2 separate regions of the Homo sapiens genome follow, and region 1 is linked to region 2. Evidence: chromatin loops called from intact Hi-C (ENCODE). Cell type or tissue: ascending aorta. All regions are shown on one strand. Each heading gives the region's core, and the rest is flanking DNA. Links, peaks and the distances in the headings are about the cores only. Region 1 has its middle 12 kb from the start of LINC02436. Region 2 overlaps CFAP97 (cilia and flagella associated protein 97).

Evidence for each region. A loop is a pair of places that touch in the nucleus more often than their neighbours do. Peaks named below come from ENCODE experiments on the same cell type or tissue, not always from the same donor. Only the 100,000 strongest peaks of a DNase experiment are listed, where the experiment ranks them.
Region 1: it touches region 2 in a loop (12-fold over the local background); 45 of 110 quality-filtered maps call a loop at or near these places.

What each region holds. Positions count from the first base shown.
Region 1 is chr4:185,037,645-185,042,049 of GRCh38, reverse strand. No RefSeq gene overlaps it. Among named protein-coding and RNA genes, the nearest start is that of LINC02436, 12 kb to the left of the region's middle. In ascending aorta, for the core only: a CTCF peak has its summit at 2,096 (motif pointing left); a DNase peak (open chromatin) is centred at 2,049; H3K4me3 peaks cover 629 bases.
Region 2 is chr4:185,181,869-185,186,273 of GRCh38, reverse strand. The region is part of intron 2 of CFAP97 (cilia and flagella associated protein 97); the gene reads left to right. Among named protein-coding and RNA genes, the nearest start is that of CFAP97, 20 kb to the left of the region's middle. In ascending aorta, for the core only: a CTCF peak has its summit at 2,458 (motif pointing right); a DNase peak (open chromatin) is centred at 2,473; H3K27ac peaks cover 2,315 bases.

The sequences.
Region 1 (4,405 bases), core at 195-4,194, 140 kb after region 2:
GGGCTCAAGTGATCTGCCCACCTCTGCCTCCCAAAGTGCTGGGATTACAGGCTTGAGCCACTGCACCTGGCCAGAGTTCTAATTGTTAGCTCTTGGGAGAAAACTAAGAATCATCTAACTGAAACCCCTCATTTTATTGAAGAGGAAATCAAGTCCCAGCAAACTGGCATGACTTAGCTTTACTTAACTCATTGTGACACTTAGTTGGATCAACATTACAGAAAAAGGAACACATAATATCTAATTTTTGCCCAGTATATTGATATGAAATACATCCTACAGCTATGTTGACTTCTTGGGTTGTTCTAAATTCTTCAAGATCACTGTAATTTGGAGTTTCTGGTAATTTTAATATTTTATGTAATTCACATAAAAATTGGAACCTAATACTCAGATTCCTCTTATTAAAACTGAATTAAATCAGTATTTAGAAAATAAGTAAAGCTTCCTTTATTCTTTTTTTCTTCAAAAGTTACTTAAGATAAATAAAAATTTGGTTTCCAAACACTATCAGGCAGTAGAAAAAAGAATTTGAAGATCTAGATGAAAGGAACTTCAGATGCCTCCTCCAGGAATATATGTACTTCCTTTTAAAGAGGTAAGAAAGCTTACATCGTTTAAAGAGTTTTTTTTAAGGTAATATGTTGTACTGTCCTTCTTTACTACAGTTTTTCTTTGAAAATATATGCTTTTCTAACGAATAAATTATAATATAGTTTGGGAGAACAAATAGATAATTTTTAAGGAAAATTAAATATCATAATTTATAATTATGCATAATTTATGCATGTATTCATTTGATGGAGTTTATTGAAAACACTTTATTATTTTTCAATTTGCTTTTCTATAAAGTCCTTGAAAAAGTGTTCAGACATAGAAAAGTCAATGGCATAAAACAGAGCTAGTAGCTTATTTCTACATAGTCACATATTTATCCTAGTTCCTTTCACGATTCCACGTCTCATTGTTCCATTACAAGTAGGACTCACAATATTTTAAAGGTCATCCTCATGTCATCCTGAAGTGACATGAGGAGAGAGCTGTATTCTTTGGGAAACACTGATCACAAACCAAGAAAAGGCCCTGAACTTCAGGGAATTTGTAAGACATTGCGGCCACTCACCAAAATCTGTTTTCCCAATGCCAAAAATGAGCCCCTCTAGGAGAGGTGACAGCTGTTTCAAGATGCGTTCTCAGACGCTCATCTGTGATTCAGACATACTTGTAGATAGAGGAGGAGCAAAGGTAAGACCTCACATCCCACCCTAGCCCTGGCAAGCCCATCAGCAGCCCGAGTCCCTGTGTGTGGTTATCCACGGCTTCACAGCTTAGCTTTCTGTTAGGCCTCAGAATGAGAGCTGTTGATGACTCATTAATGCTAACCATTGATTCCTGTGTCCCGGGTTAAGACTCAAAGGACAACATGGCAAGCAAGACCAGTGTCCCTTGTGATTTCTCCCCAGTAGGAAATACTCTTCTGTTCCTCTGTGGCCACTCTGTCCTCACAGGGAGTGACTTCTTACCCTGTCCCGAAAACTCACAATATAGACCCTGGACCCCTCATTCTTTCTCCTCAGTGACAAAGGTCTATAGTTCATGTATTTTAAAAACTACTCTGTGGTTTATAACCTAATTTTTAAAGTACTATTTAAGTTGTTCTCCAAAAGAATTTCACTGAATATTTAAAAACACGTTTGGAAAACTTAAGCACTATAGTTTTAAGCCAGCTGTCTAGGAATTTAGTTTGGACACATGAGAAAGATGGTCAAGAATCAAGAGCAGCGATGGGGTCTTGGGTACCCACGGCTACGCTGGACTGTTAAGGTAGTAAGGATAGTCTGAGAGGTGGCTTCAGAGGTCTGGATTAAGTGTTAGTTTGTCAGTCCTTTATTATAAAATGGATTGTGTCCATTTTCACCTCTCATTAGAAGGCGCGTGCATGTGTGTTTGTGTGTGTGTGCACGCGCTCACTCGCACTTCCTTTTCCCTTTGAATTTCTCCTTGGTGCTGTTAAGTGTATACTTAATGCAATGTTTTTGGAGGTGGTGGGGTGGCGAGTAATAGCTGCCTTAAAAACCTCATGAGCTCCCCCTGCTGTTTTGCAGCTGACAATACAAGTCCCTTCTATTTTAATTCCCAGAAGCACAGAAGAGTGAAAGAGAATCCCTCGTGGGTTTGTTTGATCTACGAGGCAGATGAATACTTGTCAGCTTTCTCCTGAAGGTTTACGAAATCATAGAGGAAAGGGAGAGTTAGCATTTGATCTGGGCTATCACTTAACTTAGGGCACCGGAGCTGTCCCCCTCGTTTGATCTAAGTAGCGGGTCTATACCACTTTTGAATACCTGCCAAAGAAGAATGAAGAAACATATTATGAAGTTACATCAGATCTGAAATGAAATGACTGAAACCTGGAAGATGTGTTTCTAGTCATTTCATTTTTTAGTCTGTAAACATTTGGAAAAAAATAATATATTTTTAAAATATGCCATTGATACAGTTGCTGTTGTGTTTAAATTTTTTCTCCAACACTTCTTGAAACTTTATATATGGCTTGATTTAAATTAACTTAATTTAAATTAATTTAGTGTGAATTTTCAGTGAGAATTAAATATCACACAGAAATCACCTTTGTCAATCAAAATTTTTTCATATAAGTGTATAAGTTATCAAGTATCATTTAACATCACAATTTAAAAGTATCAGAAGATATGCATTTATCAGATTACGAATATATATGATGAAACACGTACTAGTCACCAGGCACGGGCTAGGTCCTGGGGTTATGATGGTGACCAAAACAGAGGTTTCAGTCTTTGTGTATCTTATAGTCTATGAAGGCAGGCATTTATGTAATAAAACATTCAAATAAATATATAACTTAACATTATGAGTTACTTTTGAATATGACACCAAAAGAACAAGCAATAGAAGAAAAAATAGATAAATTGGATTTCAAAATTAAAAACTTTTATGCATCAAAGTACACTCTCAACAGAGTGAAAAGCCAACCCATGGAATAGAAGACAACACTTGCAAATCATATATCTGATAAGGAGCTAATGTTCAGAATATATGAAGAACTCTTACAACCCAACAACAAAAAAGCATAGGCAAAGAACTTGAATCTCTGCTTTTAATTATTTTGTGTATATACCCAGAAGTGGAATTGCTGGATCATACAATAATTCAATGTCAATTGAATAGACATTTCTCCAAAAATATTCCAATGGCCTGTAAGCACATGAAAAGATGTTTAACATTAATGGAATGTTTGATTTGCCTCAGAGAACTACAAGTCAAAACTACAATGAGACTCTACTTCACACCCATTAGAATAGCTGTTATTTAAAAAAAAAAAAAGCAGAAAATAACAAGTGTTGGTGAGGATATGGAGAAACTGGAACCCTCTGCATTGATGGTGGGAATATAAAATGGCACAGCCATTGCGGAAAACAGTATGGGGGTTCCTCAAAAAATTAAACATGGAATTATTGTATGACCCAGCAATTCCACTTCTGGGTATATACACAAAAGAATTAAAAGCAGAGATTAAAACAGATATTTGTATATCCATGTTTATAACAACATTATTCACAATAGCAAAAAGATGGAAACCTCCTAAGTGTCCATTAATGGATAAATGGATAAATAAAATGTGGTATATAAATACAATGGAATATTATTCAGCCTTGAAAAGGAAGGAAATTGTGATACTACAACCTGGATGATCTTAAAGAAATTATGCTAAATGAAATAAGCCAGTTACAAATGAGCACCTTTTTTTGTTTTGTTTTGTTTTTGAGACAGAGTCTCACTCTGTTGCCTAGGCTGGAGTACAGTGGCATGATCTTGGCTCACTGCAACCTCCACCTCCAAAGCTCAAGCAATCTTCCCACTTCAACCTCCTGAGTAGCTAGGACTACAGGTGCACACCATCATGTTCAGGTAATTGTATTTTTTGTAGAGCTGGGGTTTCGCCATGTTGGCCAGGCTGGTCTCGAGCTCCTGACCTCAAGTGATCCACCTGTCTTGGCATCACAAAGTGCTGGGATTACAGGCATGAGCCACTGCACCCAGTTCAAATGAACAGCTACCATATGCTTCCTCTTACATGAGGTTCCTAGAGTAGTTTCATCCATGGAGACAGGAAGAGAATGGTGGTTACCAGGGGGTTGGGCTAAGCAGGAATAGGGAGTTAGTGTTTAATGGGTACAATTTCAGTTAGAGAAGATGAAAAAGTTCTGGAGATGAATGGAGGTGATGGTTGTGTTACCAAACGCCAGGGGTTTGATCTAGGTCCTGCTGCTCGCCGCACAGAAAGCCAACCACTGTGACAGCGAGTATTGCCAGGAGGAAGCTTTAACTAGGTGCTACAGCTGAGGAGATGGGATCTCAGTCTCAA
Region 2 (4,405 bases), core at 331-4,330:
TTTAGTAGAGACGGGGTTTCACCATGTTGGTCAGGCTGGTCTGGAACTCCTGACCTCAGGTGATCCACCTGCTTCGGCCTCTCAAAGTGCTGGGATTACAGGTGTGTACCACCTCGCCTGGCCCACAAGTAATAGTTTCTTAGATGTTAGTTGCAATGTGAAATCTGAAATTAATCTCAGTTAACTTTTAATCGTGAATTTCAAGTCTGTTATGTTAAAACATATTGATCTTTCTTGATTGATTTTTAATGTATATTTTACCTATGCCTGGTTTTGGAATGTGACATATTGGGTATTTGGAAAATATTGTTTCACTGAGCTTACAAATGTTGGCAGGCCAGGTACAGTGGCTACGCCTGTCATCCCAGCACTTTGGGAGGCAGACGTAGGCAGATCACTTGAGCCCAGGAGTTTGAGACCAGCCTGGGCAACATGGTGAAACCCTGTCTCTACAAAAAATACAAAAATTAGCTAGGCATGGTGGTGTGTGCTACTGTAGTCCCAGCTGCGGGGGGAGGTTGAGATAGGAGGATCTCTTGAGCCAGGGAGTTGGAGGTTGCAGTGAACTGAGATCACGCCACTCCATTCCAACCTAGGAGACAGAGTAAGACCCTGTCTCAAAAAAAAAAAAAAAAAAAAAGGTTGGCAAATTTCAGAATACATTATATAGAAATCATAGTTGTTAATATCACTACCAGCCTCATCAGAAAGCTCTTGAGAAGCTGTCAAACTCATGGTGGCAGATACAAGTTTACCTAAAATACTATTTTTTGCTAAAAAGCTCAAATTTTATTATTGGTAATAAATACTGTCAACTGTTTTCCTTGAAGTGACAGAATTGTTCTTTAAAATTATATTTGTAATGCAAAAATTGGATGGTGGTTGAAATTAAATCATAAAATATCATGAGATAATGCAGATTGCTCACTAATATTGTGTAATAACATATATCTTGATATATTTGCCTTTTTTCTTGTGCATCAAATTTCTATTGCTGCATTGCTCTTCGTTCATAATTCTTACTGTGATTTGTATGTGTTGAACCCATTTCCTGTTCAGAAAAAAAAAAGTACAGCTCACTGCCAGCACTCATTTCTTGGGGCAAATGGGAAACGTGTTAAAAAGTTGCAGCCTATTGTTTGGCATTAAAAAGTATTGTTCTTATAAAATTAGGTTAAAAATGGGTTGAAAAGAGAAATGTTCTAGAAGATAAATTAAAATGTTCAATATGTCTAGTGGGCTTTATTTTTTAAATATGGGCTTGTTTGACTAAATCATAATTTTTATTTTTAAGGGGACACTTCCGTTTTTTAAAATCTTGTAAGTACTATTTGTTCCCACAAATTATAAACCCCACTGTATCCTAGGAAAGAGGATTAAAAAACGAGCATACAAAAGGAAGGTATTGTTTCAGCCAATAAAAAGCTTCTTACAGGAAGAAAACACTCAACTCTTAGAATTGTCAAGTTTTTAAAAACCATCTAATAGAAAATAGTCTGATTTCTGGGCTTTTTGTTCAGAGTCATCAGTGATTATCCAGGATTTTGAATACAAGAAGGGAATTCCGAATGAAACAATATTTCTCATATAACAGGTCACCCAAAGACACGCTAGACTTCAGGGTTGATTGAGTGGCTCAAAACTTCATCAGGGACCTACTTTCTAGCACTGTGTTCCTCCAGCCCTGGTGTTGGCTTCGTTCTTAGGCTGCTAGGAGATGTCTGCAGCCGTTTTCAGTGTTCACCTTCAGACACAACAGTGTCCAGAGGAAGAGACAGTGTCTCTTCTCTGACTCTTGGAATGGAGGAAACTTCTTAAAGAAATTTGGCCCAGTCAACATCCACATAGGTCTCCTTGCCCAGAACTGGTTACGCTCCCATTCCCGAACCAGTCGTTGGTAGGGGAAATGGGATTATCCTGGGCCAAGCAGGCTCACCCTGGAAGTCAGGGATCTGTGAAGTAGGAGGAAAATAGATATACAGTAATTGGGCAGCCAACTTTGTCCAAGAGAGCTTCTCAAACTTCAGTATGCATACGGTTAACCCAGGGATACTGTTAAAATGCAGATTTGGGTTCAGTAAAACTAAGGTAAGAGCTAAATCGGCATTTCTAATCAGCCCCTACTGGTGATACCCGTGCTGCAGATCTAGGGACCATGGTCTGAATATCAAGACACTGAGTAAACTATTTGGTTCCATTGAAAATAAAGCATTCTTCACTCTTCCTGTCTAACCCATTTCTGAAACTTAATTAGATATAGAGAACCTAAATATTTTTAACTTTTAAATAAGAAAAATAATCCTACCCCAAACTCCTGAACAGTTCCCCAATTATAATTAAATTGAAATACTGTTAAAAAGCATTTAACACAGATGCTGAGCTAAAATGTAGAAGGGAAGCTTTATTCATAGTACTGCATAGTAAAGAACCCCTGATAGAAGAGATTTGCCAGTAGGTGGCGCTCAGGGCTTTTTAAGGCGCAGGAACAAACATGGCATTTTGCCAGTTGGTACATCTGTTATTGGAGTCCATAATATAACAATCCACCAAGGATTCTTCATAATAATAAAGCATTTTAAACACTAATTAGGACTGTCAGTCTATTATATAAGGTATTGCAATCATTTTTCAAAATTATCATTCATGCTCGATTTACACAGTGAAGCATTTCAGATCCAAAATTATTTTCCTATGTTTTCTTTATTTTCCACCATATAACTGCAACTGTGGTCATGGTAGGTGGATATGAATGCAGAGCCAGGCTTGTGCCTTTTCTGCATTCATCTCTCAATACACTTTATCACTTCTAACTTACACTAAATAAGCTTTTCTAGGCTGCTTTGGCTTACCTAATTTCTTCACTGCCTTTTCTACTTCCTGGAACATAAATCCACTTAGTATGGGGAGGATGATGGTGAAGACAACATGTGAGCCCATCAGAGCACAGCTGAGGCAGGAATGCAGCATACTCTCTGCATCCTTTCAGTTTAAACATTTTCACGGACTTCAGTACAGAGGTTCGGTAAACCAGTTTACTGCTTAAGGTAGTGAATACTAAGTAAAAAATTTTGCAAGTTAACAGCCATATTAGGTGAGAGTTCAGATAATGAGGGATACCTGTATAGCCAACCACATCAACATTTTATTGGTTTAAAAGAACCTTTTTTTTTTTTTGAGACGGAGTCTTGCTCTGTCACCCAGGCTAGAATGCAGTGGCGCAATCTCAGCTTACTGCAGCCTCCACCTCCCGGGTTCAAGTGACTCTCCTGCCTCAGCCTCCCGAGTAGCTGGGATTACAGGCGGGCACCACCACGCCCAGCTAATTTTTGTATTTTTAGTAGAGACGGGGTTTCACCATGTTGGCCAGGCTGGTCGTGAACTCCTGACCTCAGATGATCCGCCCGTGTCAGCCTCCCAAAGTGCTGGGATTACAGGCATGAGCCACCACGCCCAGCCCGTTTGTTGTTTATGAAATAGAAATTTGAACTATAAAATATTAAGCCTATGAAACAAAGATTGATAAAAGAATGTAAAATTGAATCTACCAGTATAGGGCATGGAATGACGAGACAGTGTTGAACCAAGGTAAAGACAGTTTTGAAAGTGGAATAAAACTTAGGCTTCTGGGTGTTACCGACATGATCACAAACAAGACAGCAACTGTTCTGAGCTTCAGGCACTCTATTTGTAGGAGGAGATTGTTGATATAGGTTGCTAGGGTCCATTCTAACTTCAGAGTTCTTCGGGTTCTGTGAGAAATAGTGGAAGAAGGGAAGACCATTGCATAGTGGCAGTATTAGATACAGGACTTTGAAGTGGATCTTGAAAGATTAGTCGAATTTCTGAATATTCAACCTCTTTTAGCTCAAGGGTGGCTGACTTGGGGAATTTTCCACCTCCATGCAAAGCTGCCTTTGCTATGTAAATGTCAAAAAATGGTTGGAATTAGATCCTTCATCTTGACCTGTAAATCCCTGAATAGGCAGAGAGGGCATTAAAAAAATGGAGTAGTAAACAGAAGTTTAGACATCAAGTTATGGTATGAATCTCACCGATTTGGAGAGCATTGAAGACGTTGACCACACTAGATTTAAAGGTATGTTTCATATTTTGTATAGGTAAAATTAGGTCACTTTAAAAAGAATCTGAAACAGCAAAAATTTAAAATATTTTAGAAATACATGGCCTCAAAATCTACTATATAAACTATGAAATAATCACTACAGGATGTATTTTGAGAAGAAAAATAAATACAAGAAATGGGATTGAAGAAGCATTGATGAGCAAAGAAACTGGTTAAATTTTTTGCTAAAGTGATACCAACGTGTGAGGGATTGAAGTGAAGTGCCTTGTTCAAGGGAAGATACAGACCCTGTTATGCTCCATAAGAAAGGAGATGCCCATA